Regions from separate parts of the Homo sapiens genome. Here region 2 is linked to region 1. The links are chromatin loops, found by intact Hi-C in ENCODE. Cell type or tissue: dorsolateral prefrontal cortex. All regions are shown on one strand. Each heading gives the region's core, and the rest is flanking DNA. Links, peaks and the distances in the headings are about the cores only.

Region 1 (7,836 bases), core at 2,951-5,450:
GGGTGGACGGCTGCCTGGTTGGAAGGACATTCTGAACCTAGTCAGGATGAAAACATCTGGGTGGAAATGTACATCTGGCCTCCTGCCTGGCCCCTCCCTCCAGTGTGAGGTGTCAGCAGGGTGGCCTCAATGATTACCTGGGAATGCCAAGTGACTGATAACCTTTTTCTTCCTCCTAAAGTCTCAGAGTAGCAGTTACAAAATCCCCAGAGGGAAAGCAGCATCACTCCTGACCCAGGAATATTTTACTACCTCCATCTTAACCCAGCAAACGTTTCTTAGCAGTGGTCACTTGAAGCTGTTTGTGTGAGTAAAGACTCTGAAACAACAGTAATAAACCCCCAGTGCTCCGCAAAGCTGGGCGTGAGCCCGTACACATGCACAAAGGACTGTGTTCAAATCTTTATGGGTTTTTCCAAAAGAAGTGAACGAGTCAGCTAGGACACAGTCTTGCCCAGTTCTTCACCTCTATCTGCTGCTGCACATGGAGTGAGATGGCTAATAGATGAAAAATAACACTGAAATCTAAACTGGAAGTTGCTTACAGTCACCAGAAACATGAAAGACTAATGCAAAATGGAAAATACTCGATGTGGTATATTTATTTAAAGTTGGTGAAGTAATTATGATTATTGTGCTCTGATTCACTAGAGATGCTTTGAAACTGCCTGTTTTTAGGTGGATAGCTGATGGCATACATGGTGAAAAGCTGGTCATATCTTAGGCTTTGGCCAGCAGAGATAATTCAGTAATCACTTGGAAACATCTAAAACCTCACTACTCAAAGTATGGTCCATGGACCAGCAGCATCACATTAGCTGGCAGCTTGTCAGAAATGCAGAATATCAGGCCCCAAATCAGACTGCCAACAACAGAATAAGCATTTTTACAAGACTCCCAGCAACTGGTAAGCCCAATGAGTTTGAGAAGTTTGAAAAGCACTGTTTGAAAGAGCCTTCATCAGTCTCAATGCCAACTAGGGGGCTCACTAGCTTTGTTCCCTTCATGTAAAAAATGAGAATGTATTTGCAACAAAAGGTTCTACCATCCATATTCCAAGGGAGCACAAAAGGACATTTTGTTCTCTACTTTTTCTCTATTCAAAACAAAATTACAATTTAGGCACCTGTAAAAAGACAAAATGATCTAAGTTCATGGTATCTAGATTTCTGGAAAAAACACCTGGGCTGGTTTTCGGTTGCCCAGTTTAAACAGTTAAAAGTTTTGAGTAAGTGAGAAGAGCAGAGCTCTCCTTTCCCAGTCACCTGAAACAATGGACTTGCCTTTTGGAGGTTGATGGTGCTGACGTGCAGTTTCTTCATGGGTCCTGTTTCCACTGGTCCACTAGCCAATGCATCCCCTTGGCCACTCCTAAGCATCCGATGCTGGTAAATCAAAGGATCCTCCTCTTCATCAGCAAGTGTGTATCCCTACAACCAAAGATTTATAGGAAACACCTATAACTCTACTAGATGCTTCTGGTTTAGGAAATATCCTTAAATTTTGGGAGGTGCAGACCTGGTAGAGCCAGGATTTCAGTAAGAAGTAAAAAGTTGCACATATGGACAAAATGAACCACAGATGGGCTGACTCCCCAACTGTAGACAGTCTTTGCTAGTCACTCCTAGTTACTGACAAGCACTGACTTAGTATTAAGATCAAGCAACCATGCAACTAGCAAAGATAAACAATTGTCGGCAATGGGAAAAGTGATAAAGTGTTTGGAGCAAAGGTGGCAAACAGCCCCCATCCCCTGGCTTTTTAAAACTTTTTAAAAAGAATCATCTATTCACTTATTTATTTGTGCCACTCCCTACCTGCCTATCTAATCGAACCTATTTATTTACTTATTTTTTTGAGACAGAGTCTAGCTCTGTCTCTCAGGCTGGAGTGCAGTAGCGCAATCTCAGCTCACTGCAACCTCTGCCTCCTGGGTTCAAGCAATTCTCTTGCCTGAGCCTCCTGAATAGTTGGGACTACAGGTGCACACCACCATGCCCGGCTAATTTTTGTATTTTTAATGGAGACGAGGTTTCGCCATGTTGGCCAGGCTGGTCTTGAACTCCTGACCTCAAGTGATCCTCCCGCCTCAGCCTCTCAAAGTTGTGGGATTACAGGCATGAGCCCCTGTGCCTAGCCTTTAATCTACTTTGAGATAGGGTCTCACTCTGCCACCCAGGCTGGAGTGCACTGGTGCAATCACAGCTCACTGCAGCCTCAGGTGATCCTCCCACTTCAGCCTCCTCGGTAACTGGGACCACAGGTACCCGCCATCATGACCAGCTAATTTTTTGTATTTTTTGTACAGATGGGGTTTTACCATGTTGCCCAGGCTGGTCTCAAACTCCTGGGCTCAAGCAATCCACCTGCCTTGGCCTCCCAAGGCGGGAGCCACCGCACCCAGCCCTCTGCCTGTTTTTATATAGCCCAAGAGCTAAGAAGGGTTTTTATACTTTTAAATGGTTGGGGGGAAAAAAAATCAAAAGAAGATTGATATTTTGCAACACATGAAAATTGAGAGAATCAAATTTAGGTGTCCATAAATAAAGTTTTAGTGGAATGCAGCCAGGCTCATCATTTACACATTGTGTATGGCTGCTCTCAGGCTGTAGTGGCAGAGCTGAGGAGCTGCAAAAGAGACCACATAGTCTACAAAACTGGAAAAAAGTTTGCCAATCCCTAATTTACAGCCAAAAAGCTACACAAACTCCCATAGCCAAGATTACAAGAATATCAAGTAGTAAAGACAACAGGGACTTCAGAACAGAAAAGAAGTATAGTTCACCTTGACAATTCTGCAGATGAGCACATCATAGCGCTGATGATTGATTCGGTGTCGCACCAGAACTTTATTCACCATTGGAATGAAAATTTGGTACTAAAACAGGAGGGGGAAGAGATGAGAAACTATCATTTTGGAGAGTGGAGAAAAAGTAGAGGAAAAAATATTATACAACTACATTATGACCATTTCTTCTGGGTTTGTGGCTAGCTCTGTGATATTCAAAAGAATCCTTCTTCCCATCTCCCGTTATAATCCTAGTTCAAGTCCCCATCATCTGGTTTATGATGGTGGCCTCTTAACAGATCTTTGCTTCTGCCCTTGCCCCCGCAGCCTATTTTCCCACATGGCATTGAGTTATCATTTAAAAATATTAAGTCAGATCTTATTTTTCCTGTGTTCAAAGTCCACCAAAAACTTCCAGTCTTGCTCAGAGTAAAAGCCAAAGTACTTACAATGGCCCACAATAGTGATTTGCATATTTTAGTGGGCGTCAGAATCACCTGGACAGCTCATGAAACCAGAGACTGCTGGGCTCCACAGCTAGAGGATCTGATTCAGTAGGTCTTAGGTGAGATGAGGTCTTGCTCTGTTGCCCAGGCTGGAGTGCAATGGCACAATTATGGGGGTCACTGCAGTCTGGAACTCCTGGGCTCAAGCGATCCCTCTGCCTTAGCCTCCTGAGTAGCTGGGACCACAGGCACGTGTTCCTACGCCTGGCTAAGTTTTAAATTTTTTTGTGGAGACAGGGTCTTGCTATGTCTGGAGTTGGTCTCCAACTCCTGATCTCAAGCAATCCTCTTGCCTCAGCCTCCCAAGTTGCTGGAATTACGGGTGTGAGTCACTGTGCCTAGCTCAAGAATCTGCATTTCTAACAAGTTCTCAGGTATGTAGACACTGATACTGCTTGTCCAGGAATGATATTTTGAGAGCTCCAGGCCTACAAAATCTAGTCTCTACTATTCTGCCTTATCTCCATCACCTTAACTACAAGCACTTCCCCATTGCTTGCTCCTCTGAAGTCACACTGCTTTCCTGCTGTGCCCTGAACTCTTTGAGCAAGCTGCCACCTCAACCTTAGCACTTGCTATTTCTTCTCCTTGCATCCAATTCTTTGCAACCAGGCCTTTATTTTATCTAGGTCTCTGCTTGAGTGTCAACTGATCAGAGGTCTTCTCTGTCTACCCTAAATAAAGAGCACTTCTCCCCACTTCAACCCATCACTCTTAAGAAACAAACTGTTTATTTGCTTTGCTTCATCAGGATGGAAGCTCTATGAGAGCAAGGACTTTATTCTGTTTACCGTGTTACCCCCAGAACGGCACTTAGCTCACATAGGTTGCTCAATAAATGTTTGCTGAACACATGAAAAGAAAAAAAGCAAGTAATTCCACGTTCTCTGATGGTGGCTGGCATCAGACAAAGTCTGAGTGGCTCACAGACAAAGTCTTCTTTCCAAATAAGGCAGAAGAGCACCTGTCTGTCCAGACTCCCATCTTACCTTCTTCCCCAGCTGAAAAACAAGTGAAGACAGCGTGTCCATGGCTGTGGAGCGCAGTTCTGGGCTCTGGTCCAGTGTTCGAACAATAGGGTGAATGATCCGGGAGGCATAGTCAGTGAAATCCAGGGACTCCGTCAGGCGGTCCACAGTCTCTAGCGCTGCCCTACAACAATCACTAACATACAGTAACTGCTAACATACAATCTCCAAGGAAGAGACGTGACTGAGGGTGAGCTTAACAATCAGCACCAAAGGGATGGGAATGAACGGCTTCTAAGGTATTTTGGATGACATGGATCCAACATTTATTCCAATGGGATAGGGACAGTTAAGATTTCCATAAACCTGGGATATTTCTAGACTAAAATAATGTGAGTTGAAATAACAAAAAAAATAGAAAGATGGCCTGGGAACTTAAGAAATGAACATTTTCAACAAAACATTAAAGCTTAAAGATTGCTAGTCCCAAAGAGGAGGTGCTCACTTTCGAGATGGCAGTGGAGCTTCAGGGGCATCAAACAACTTAACAATAGGAGGCAGCAGTAAATGCAGGTAGTCATCCAGGTTGGCGCCAAACAGCTGGATTGCAGCCAGTAACTGCAAAAGGGAGCAAAAGCATGGTGATGAATAGTCAGGTCCCAAGTATCTAAGGACACGCAGCGGGTGGTGGTGTAGACAATTCAAAGTTCTCTGGGGACTGGGAAAACTCTTTATTAAATGGCCTTGAACTATATCCTTTTGATAGCACTTTCTTCCCCTCATTTTATTTGCTTACATATTACTTTGCTTTCTCTGTGCTTATTTGAGTTGATAAGGAATCCGTTGCTGGAAAATAAAGAAAATTAGTCTGGGATAAAATATTTCCCAAGATTAATCCATTGAAACAGATACAAAACATAAGGATAATCAAGAGAGGATTACAGACATTCTGTAAACTGCACACATTGGGTATTAGTATTCTTGGGATTCTGTCTTATGGAATGGGCATCAACCTGTCACTCAGAATGAGGTCTCAGCTTTTAGCTGATCACCCAGGGACTCAGAGGAAATCAGAAAATCTCTCTGGAGGATGACGTAGGCTACTCACCTTGATAGAGACAATGCGGCCTGGGCTGTTGTCATGCATGAAGACACGCAGCATGTGTGGGATCAGCTGGGGCAGGTAGAGCTTAAATTCACCCCCAAGAGCTACCACAATTTGCTCAATGAGAAGAATGATCGTGCTCTGAATTGAGGTGTTCATGACCCAGAATTCCTACAAAGAGAGAAAAGTCAGAGGAGCTGAGTCAGGTCCCTTTCTGATGATATATGAACAAAGGAATCAAGATGGCCAGAAAAGCAAAACTGTAGTGAGCATGGTCTGCGCCGAGATCAACTCCTCACTCCCCTCCTCCCACTGGGCCCTTCTTGTGTCCTATGTTGCAGCTACACTGGACAAACTCAATTGCATTTCCCCAGATGCACCAGGCTACCTCAGTCCTCTGGGCTTTGCTCATGCTGCTTCCTCTGCCTAGAATCCCACTTCTTGCTCAGCTAAGCCCTGTCTGTCTTTCTAGACCTGGCTCTAGCCTCACTTCTCCCATGCAGGCTTTCTTCTTCTCCTTCCATGATCCACTTGGGTCCTTTGCACTCCCTTTGATAGCGATAGCAGTTGTAAGACTTCCTTTGCTTTGCTGTCCTCCCTCTAGACTGTAGGCTACTTAGGGACAAGTATCCTATCTCTGTATCCCCAGAATCTATCAATCAGAGCATCTGGAATATTCTAGAATGAACAGATGACTAAGTCACTCAAAAAACTCTGAAGTGGTCCAGGGTGGACTTGGACCTTACTTTGGTATCACCTGATCTCTACCAGAGGGTGACTCCAGTATTACAAATATTTCCTGGCTTTTCTGGATTTAGATTTTGCTATTAATAGATAGCATCTGATATCTGTCCCTTCCCAAAAATCTATCCATCAGGCCTGAACAGTGCCACAAAATGAGCCCCTTTCTACACCCACATGGTTATTTTCCACACAAGTTACTAAAATAAAAACTTGGCCAACTGGCCACAGATCCTGCCTCAGTGCTGCAAAGCAAATTAGTCCAAGCCTCTAACTCCAGGAAAAGATATCATTTCTATCAACTCAAAAAGACAGCTGCCTACCACCATCTTTAAAAGTTCTGGAGTAGGAAATTTAATGATAATAGAAACCCTACTAATGATGGCAACACATGAATGTTAATATTCTTGGAGCCTCTAAATAGTTCAAAGTAGAAGTCCATAACAACAAGGATAACTCCTCAGATGAAAGGCTTTATAAAAAGATATAGTATTTTTATTTAAAAAGGTATCTTTAAAAGCATAATGGTTTAGAAAGCAAAAACTATACTAGAAGATGCTGGTAAAACTTCCTTTCTCTCTACTTGGAGAGAAGTATTCTCTCTGAAAAAGCTGTGTTTTCTAGGTTAAAAGTGTTGCCAAAGAAACACCACAGATTTCACAGCCTCCAGAGTCTGTCTGATGTTCATCCACTTGAACCCTACTCTGCCTTCTTTAGAGAAGGCCAACCTACCTCCCAGCTGCATTATCATCAGCTCCTCACAGGGGCTTCTCTACCTCAAAGATGTCAGGCAGCCTGCCAAGGGATGTCAGCTGGATCACTGTTCACAAAGACTATTTTCTTCCCAGGCTCGGGGGAGCTCATTAAAATGCCCAGAATCAACAGTCAAAGGAAGAGCCCCCGTTGCACCTTCTCTATCTGGGATGAAATGAAAGCTGTATTTTGCAGGTGTGAGGCTCCCTGCCTCAATTCCCTGTGTTTTGGTCATCAACCTGTTATGACTATAATATGGTCATATTGTATCCTTGTTTAGCCTTCTTGGGGGGATTAAGTCACAGATTACTTCATCCTCCTCCCATGAGGACACTGCTTCTTCCCTTGCCCCTCCTCCCACTAAGACTAGCCATCGGCCTCTTTAGCATTCTGCCTAAATCCTCCTTGTACAGAGGCTTCTGTGGTAAGAGTCAGGGAATAGAGCAGCTTTTAATTATTTATACATGTAGGGAGGTTTTCAGTTCTGAGATCCAGGTGCTGGGAAGTTCCATTTGAAACCAGCCATTTTGATTTTAGTCCTGCTAAAATCAAATAGTCCAGCCATTTTGATTTTAGTCCAAACTAACTACAAAGGTCTGGTGTGAAAGAACAGAAATCTTCCAACTCTTTGAGGACATGCCATCCCTGTGAAGCAATCTTCCCCGTAGAGACATTTAAATTATATAGAACACAAGGAAAAATGATATTGCCCATGGGGTGTCTTCTGGCACCTACTTAATGCATGTTATAAAATCCTGGAACCTGAGCCTTTTCTCATGTGCCACTGCAGTCAAAAGGTGATATGTATGGTTTTGGAGGTAGCAGGGTAAAGCATCACCTTGTTCCTTGGTGCCCAACACGTGTCCATCATATTTAACAGCCCTAAGAAAACCCAATCCCTTCATGGTTTATGAGCAGTAACAAAGAGGGCTTTCATGAAAATAGAAAAGCACCCTTGTGATATTAAAGTAAAAT
Region 2 (5,912 bases), core at 1,312-3,811, 150 kb before region 1:
CCCGCCTCAGCCTCCCAGAGTGCTGAGATTACAGGTGTGAGCCACCAGCGCTTGGCCTGTTTCCTATTTTAGAAGGATGCAATTCCAACCTCTGGCCAGGAGAACCTCCCCCTCCCTGCACACGGCCACCTGCTTTTCACTGAGGTCTCAGCTCAAACGCCACCTCCTGGAGGCCTGCCCTGACCACCCCCCATGCATTCACAGGAACCCTGCCTTCTCCTGTCCCCCAGCCCCTGTCTTGCCTTCATCAGACCATCCTTTGATGTCTCTATTTTTGTTGTTTGTTTTTTTTGAGACAGATTCTTCCTCTGTCACCCAGGCTGGAGTGCAGTGGCGAGATCTCGGTTCATTGCAACTTCCGCCTCCCGGGCTCAAGTAATTCTTCCACCTCAGCCTCCCTAGTAGCTGGGTTTACAGACATGCACTACCATGCCCGGCTAATTTTTGTATTTTTAGTAGAAATGGGGTTTCACCAGGTTGGCCAGGCTGCTCTTGAACTCCTGACCTCAGGTGATCTGCCCGCCTTGGCGTCCCAAAGTGCTGGGATTACAGGTGTGAGCCACCACGTCTGGCCATCTGATGTCTCCTTTAACTAGGACATCAGCTCCTAGAGGGCAGGGACTGATCTGTCGTCTACCACTGTCCCCATACCCGGGCAACACCTGGCACGTAGCATGATTTTAGTGAGCAGCTACTGAGTGTAAGGGGTAACGTACAAATAGTTGAGCTGTCTTGGGGCCCTGCCTGGGGCTCAGATTAAAAATCAGCTTAGTCGGCTGGGCGTGGTGGCTCACGCCTGTAATCCCAGTACTTTGGGAGGACGAGGCTGGCGGATCACCTGTGGTCGCCAGGTCCGAGACCAGCCTGACCAACATGGAGAAACCCTGTCTCTACTAAAAATACAAAATTAGCCGGGCATGGTAGCGCATGTCTGTAATCCCAGCTACTCCGGAGGCTGAGGCAGAAGAACTACTTGAGCCCAGGAGGTGGAGGTTGCAGTGAGCCGAGATCGCACCATCACACTCCAGCCTGGGCAACAAGAGCGAAACTCTGTCTCAAAAAAAAAAAAAAAAAAAAAATCAGCTCAGTTTTAGTAAGAGCTCGCCACGCAGGTGCCCTCACCACCTGCCAGGCCCTCTGCCATCTGGTTTTCCTACTGAACCCTCCCCGACCAGGTGTTTTCCAGATGGAGAAACAGGCCCTACCTGCCTTGCTCGGGGGTGTGCAGCCATTTCAGGGCACAGCTGGCCGCTGGGAGAACCAGGACTCAAACCTGGCTCTACGCCGGCACTCACCTCGTCGATCTCACACTGGACCACGGACTCCACGGAGGGGTGCTTCACCACCTCCCGCAGGACACCTCCATCTCCGCCCCCGATGATCAGCACCTGGGAGGAGGGGGCAGTCAAGGCAGGGGCCCTGGCAGGACTGGGAGCCCCCAGGCCCCTGAAGCAGACCCCCTGACCCCTCGGACCCACGGGCCTCATCTTTTTCTACCCTCGGAAACGCTTTCGTGCCGGTGTCCCCTTTCCTGGAAGTTCCTTCCAGGGCTGCCCTAGGATTCCGAGGCCGCGTCAGTGTCGGCCCCCACCCCTCCGCGGGACGCCCCTGGCCTCGCTAGCACTTTCTCTGACAACCATGCAGGCAGCATCTGGGAAGAGCCCGGAGCACACCTGGGGCCGCCCCTCGTCCGGCACTGTTCCAGGGGACACTGGGGTACCTTTCGCGGGTTGGGGTGGCTGCAGAGAGGCAGGTTGGCGATCATCTCCTGGTAGGAGAACTCGTCTCTCTCCGTGCACTGGATGACACCGTCCAACACCAGCACGTTGCCATAGGTCTTACTGCGGGCGGAGTGACAGTCGGGGACCTGGGTTCTCTGGGGTGGGGAAAACGTACCCCAAGCCGCCCTGGGTGAGGAGGGTCTCCCCATCCCGCCTAGGGGTCCCAGGGATGAGGAGCGATGGTGACACGTGGCGAGGAACGGCAGGCGGGCCGCCGGGTGGAGGCCGGGGTGGGACCCGGGGTCTCCTCGGGCTCTGACGTGTCCTGAGGGCTGACACGTGGAGCGGGGCGCAGACTCCGACTCCCCCACCCAAGAGGCCAGCCCGCAGTCCCAGCCCCAGCCCAGGGAGGCGGTGTGAGGGGTGGCGAGGGGGCCAGGGCAGGACGAGGTCCAGCCCGCTTGGGTCCCGGCGTGGAGAGGCCCGTGAGGCGGGCAGCAGGCGGCCCGGGCTGAGCCTAGGGGGCAGGCGCCTGCGGGCAGCGGCGGTACCTGCGGAAGACGAGGATGTCCTGGTAGCGCGAGCGCCGGTGGTGGAGCAGCTGCTCCACCTGCAGTGACAGGGCCTGGCCGGGCCACAGGCTGCAGGTCTCGCGGAACCAGCCCTCGCGGATGGCGGCGGGGCCGGAGGCGGCGGGGCCGTCGGGGCCGGGCTCCATGGCGGGCGGGCGGGCGGCGCGGGGCGCGGGCCCGGGACTGCAGGCCGCGCGGCGCCGCAGCACAACGGGACCAGCTCCGCCCGCCGCCCGCGCCGCAACCTAACCCGGGCGCGGGGCGGGGCCTGCCGGCGGGGGCGGAGCCCGCGCTCGCCAATGGCAAAGCGGCCTCGCCTGGCGCTCATTGGCCACCGGCTCGCAGAGCGGCGCAGAGTGGCTGTGGCGCGCCGTCCGTCGGCGGCAGCAGGGTAGTGCGGCCCGCTCCAGGGGCCACGTGGGGCCCGGCCGGGGCCGGGCGGCCGGGTCGGGTTCCGGGGCGGGCTGGGCCGGCGGAAGGGGTCCGGGTCCTTCCTCCGCCCCAAGCAGCCGGGGCGGTGCACCACCGGCCCCCGCTTCCTTCTCGGGGTTGGGAGGCACCGAGGGCCTCGAGGGGCTGCGGGACTCGGGCTTGGTGTGGAGGGCAAGAGCGCTGCGACGTGCGGACTGGAGAGTCAGCCTTTGGGCTGGAGACACGGGAGCGGGTGGCTACAGTGGTTTACGTTGTTGCACGGGGCGAGTAGAACGTATCCTTCTTTGCGTCCAAAATCTGGTTCCTTGTTGGATTTGAACAGATTATGTGGCTCGTCGGGGCGAACCGAGGGTTTTTATTTACTTGGAAAGAATCATCACAGCCCGCGAATTCACAAGCTGGATTTAGCCATTTTCCCTTAGATTCTGCGCCATGAGCCTATAGGCTGTTGAATACGAGAGAAGTGCTTTTCTAAACGAGTTTCTAAATTTACCAGCAGTGTCCAGGAAGAGGCCCAGAACATACATATTCAGCACCAGAAAAGACTGGCACGCAATTTTTCTTGACAAACTGGGTCTTGCTCTTTGAAGGGTGGGTGGGAATGTGCTGTTTTTATGAGAATGTCAAAGAACTTCTCAGAATCACATTAAGCATGCTAATTACCAAATATTAAATGCTAATTGTTCCACACGCAGTTCGAATGCCAAGGAAGGAAGATGAAACTAGTATAAGCTACTCTTGACATTATGTCAGGGATGGTTTTGACACGTTTTGCAGCCTCCACCTGGAGGTGGGGAACGTTTCCTGTGTCGTCCCCAGAGCAGAGTAACAGCGTTGTTTATGGGTGAGAGCAAGCCTCAAGCCTAGGCAACAATGTGCCTTGCTTGCTTTTAAGCTCCTTCTAAAGGGGAGGTAAACCAAGACCGCTAAAGAATTGCTAGGTGCCTGGGCGTGATGGTTCACCCCGGTAATCCCAGCACTGTGGGAGGCGGAGGCGGAGGCGGGCGGATCACGAGGTCAAGAGATCAAGACGATCCTGGCCAACATGGTGAAACCCCGTCTGTACTAAAAATACAAAAATTAGCTGGGCATGGTAGTGCGCGCCTGCAGTCCCAGCTACTCGGGAGGCTGAGGCAGGAGAATCGCTTGAACCCGGGAGTTGGAGGTTGCAGTGAGCTGAGATTGCGCCACTGCACTCTAGCCTGGGCAACGATAGTGAAACTCCGTCTCAAAAAAAAAAAAAAAAAATTGCTAGGCAGCTGGGCACAGGGGCTCAGGCTGATAATACTAGAATTTTGGGAGGCCGAGGCAGGAGGACCGCTTGAGCCCAGGAGTTCGAGACCAGCCTGGGCAACATAGCAAGACTGTCTCTAAAAAATAAAAAACATTGCTAGGCAACAGCTTCCATGGACTTGTTCCAGGAACGAAGATTATTCTTGAAATGTCCACGTAGTGGATAAGACAGAGTCAATCAGTGTGTCCAGTGCTACAGGCTTGATTGGGTTCAATCCTGTACTTGGGTCAAGGTGTTTGCCTACATTGCCTGTACTTCCTCCAAGACATTTCTGCCTCTGGGTTGTAACTGCCCGTGTACTTGTCTGTGTTCCCTAAGCCAGATCATAAGCTCTGAAGCTGAGGATGGTGGCTGTAGATGGCAGTACTTGTCTGTGTTCCCTGAGCCAGATCATAAGCTCTGAAGCTGAGGATGGTGGCCGTAGATGACAGGCCTGGATGCAGCCAGGTGCCTTGTGGATCAGCTTGCTTTTAGGTGGTGAAGGACTGACCATAGACAGTGGCCCTGGCATTCCAGGACACTGCATGGGGGAAAGTGGAGGGCCAGGTCCATCCCATCCCCTCTATAAGCTGGACAAAGCTGCTCCAGCATGTGGGTCCTCACATGAAAAAGGCCACATTGACATCCTTTGTCCTCCTGTAGAGGGAGTGAAACTGAGAGGCCTCAGCCTCAAGCAGGCACAGAACTTGAGACCTCTCGGCCAGAGTGTACAGACATTGCACAAACCTTCCAAGTTCAGAGAAGACAAAAGCCCTGAGTAAATTACAGACAAAAAAGCCCCCAAATATACAGCACTGTGAATCCAGAAATGCCACCTGACTTCAGGTCACAAGGAAGAAAAACTGATTTTGCCAGAAGTAGCCATTATTGCACAGCCCAGTTATAATCACAACTGACGTTAAAGTCAGGCCAGATGACCACAGAAGTCTACAGAAAAAAACCAGGATTGGCCACGCGTGGTGGCTCACGCTTGTAATCCCAGCAGTTCGGGAGGCCAAAGCGGGTGGATCACCTGAGGTCAGGAGTTCAAGACCAGCCTGGCCAAGGTGGTGAAATTCCATCTCTACTAAAAATACAAAAACTAGCTGCCATTGTGGCGTGCACCTGTAATCCCAGCTACTTGGGAGGCTGAGGCATGAGAATTGCTTCAACCCAGGAGGCGGAGGTTGCAGTGAGCCACAGTCGCACCACTGCACTCCAGCCTAGGTGACAGAGCGAGACCCTGTCTCCAAGAAAGGAAAAAAAAAAAAACAAAAAAAAACACCCCCAACACCAAAAAACAAAACAAAACAAAACAAAAAAACAACCAAACAACCAGGACTGAGAAAATCAGGCTTTAGCATGAAATGTTTTCCCCTAAATTCAGACCAATGTACCTCAAAAACCCAGTTGTAAAGCTTAAGTGTCTAGTGGGTTAACTATCCCACCCAACCTCCTAAAAAGTGTTATTATAAAAGGAAAAAGGGGAGAAAGGGTAGAGGAGAGAAAGGTGGGCCAATGGCTACTGTTCAAGGAAATGGTTTAAATGGGGCTGCCACGTGGTTATGTGTCTGTCACGAGAGGCTTGTTAAGCAGTTAGCACTTGAGTCATTTTTCTACACTTCCATTCAGCCAGGCAGACAGCTGTGGTTATGAGTGGGAACAATTTTGGCCATTATGTGGTGTGGCTTGGTTGAAAATGCTTATGGCAAGCTGCCTAAGGCACCGCAAACAGCAGCATGCCTCCTTGAGCACACAGTCCTTCTGCTCATAAATTCTCTCTCTACCTCCAACCTGGCCAGCCCTGCCAGATCCCTTTCCCTTCCTCTTGGAGCACAGGCCCAGCCATGGCCTCCACTACTCAGTCACTGCACAGTTCCTGACCCACACATACCCCTCTATGTGCTCACCATC

The links. A loop is a pair of places that touch in the nucleus more often than their neighbours do. Peaks named below come from ENCODE experiments on the same cell type or tissue, not always from the same donor. Only the 100,000 strongest peaks of a DNase experiment are listed, where the experiment ranks them.
Region 2: it touches region 1 in a loop (2.0-fold over the local background); 2 of 110 quality-filtered maps call a loop at or near these places.

The regions. Positions count from the first base shown.
Region 1 is chr1:11,208,029-11,215,864 of GRCh38, forward strand. It overlaps MTOR (mechanistic target of rapamycin kinase), which reads right to left. Exons shown (of 58, transcript NM_004958.4): 21 at 5,371-5,538; 22 at 4,768-4,880; 23 at 4,284-4,446; 24 at 2,786-2,878; 25 at 1,284-1,430. Among named protein-coding and RNA genes, the nearest start is that of ANGPTL7, 23 kb to the left of the region's middle. In dorsolateral prefrontal cortex, for the core only: a CTCF peak has its summit at 4,426; a DNase peak (open chromatin) is centred at 4,373; H3K27ac peaks cover 708 bases.
Region 2 is chr1:11,057,505-11,063,416 of GRCh38, forward strand. SRM (spermidine synthase) reads right to left here and starts at 2,514. Exons shown (of 8, transcript NM_003132.3): 1 at 2,273-2,514; 2 at 1,721-1,841; 3 at 1,296-1,388. The coding sequence starts at 2,439. RefSeq lists silencers at 2,034-2,223, 2,434-2,963 and an enhancer at 5,872-5,912. In dorsolateral prefrontal cortex, for the core only: a CTCF peak has its summit at 2,663; a DNase peak (open chromatin) is centred at 2,617; H3K4me3 peaks cover 2,288 bases; H3K27ac peaks cover 1,636 bases.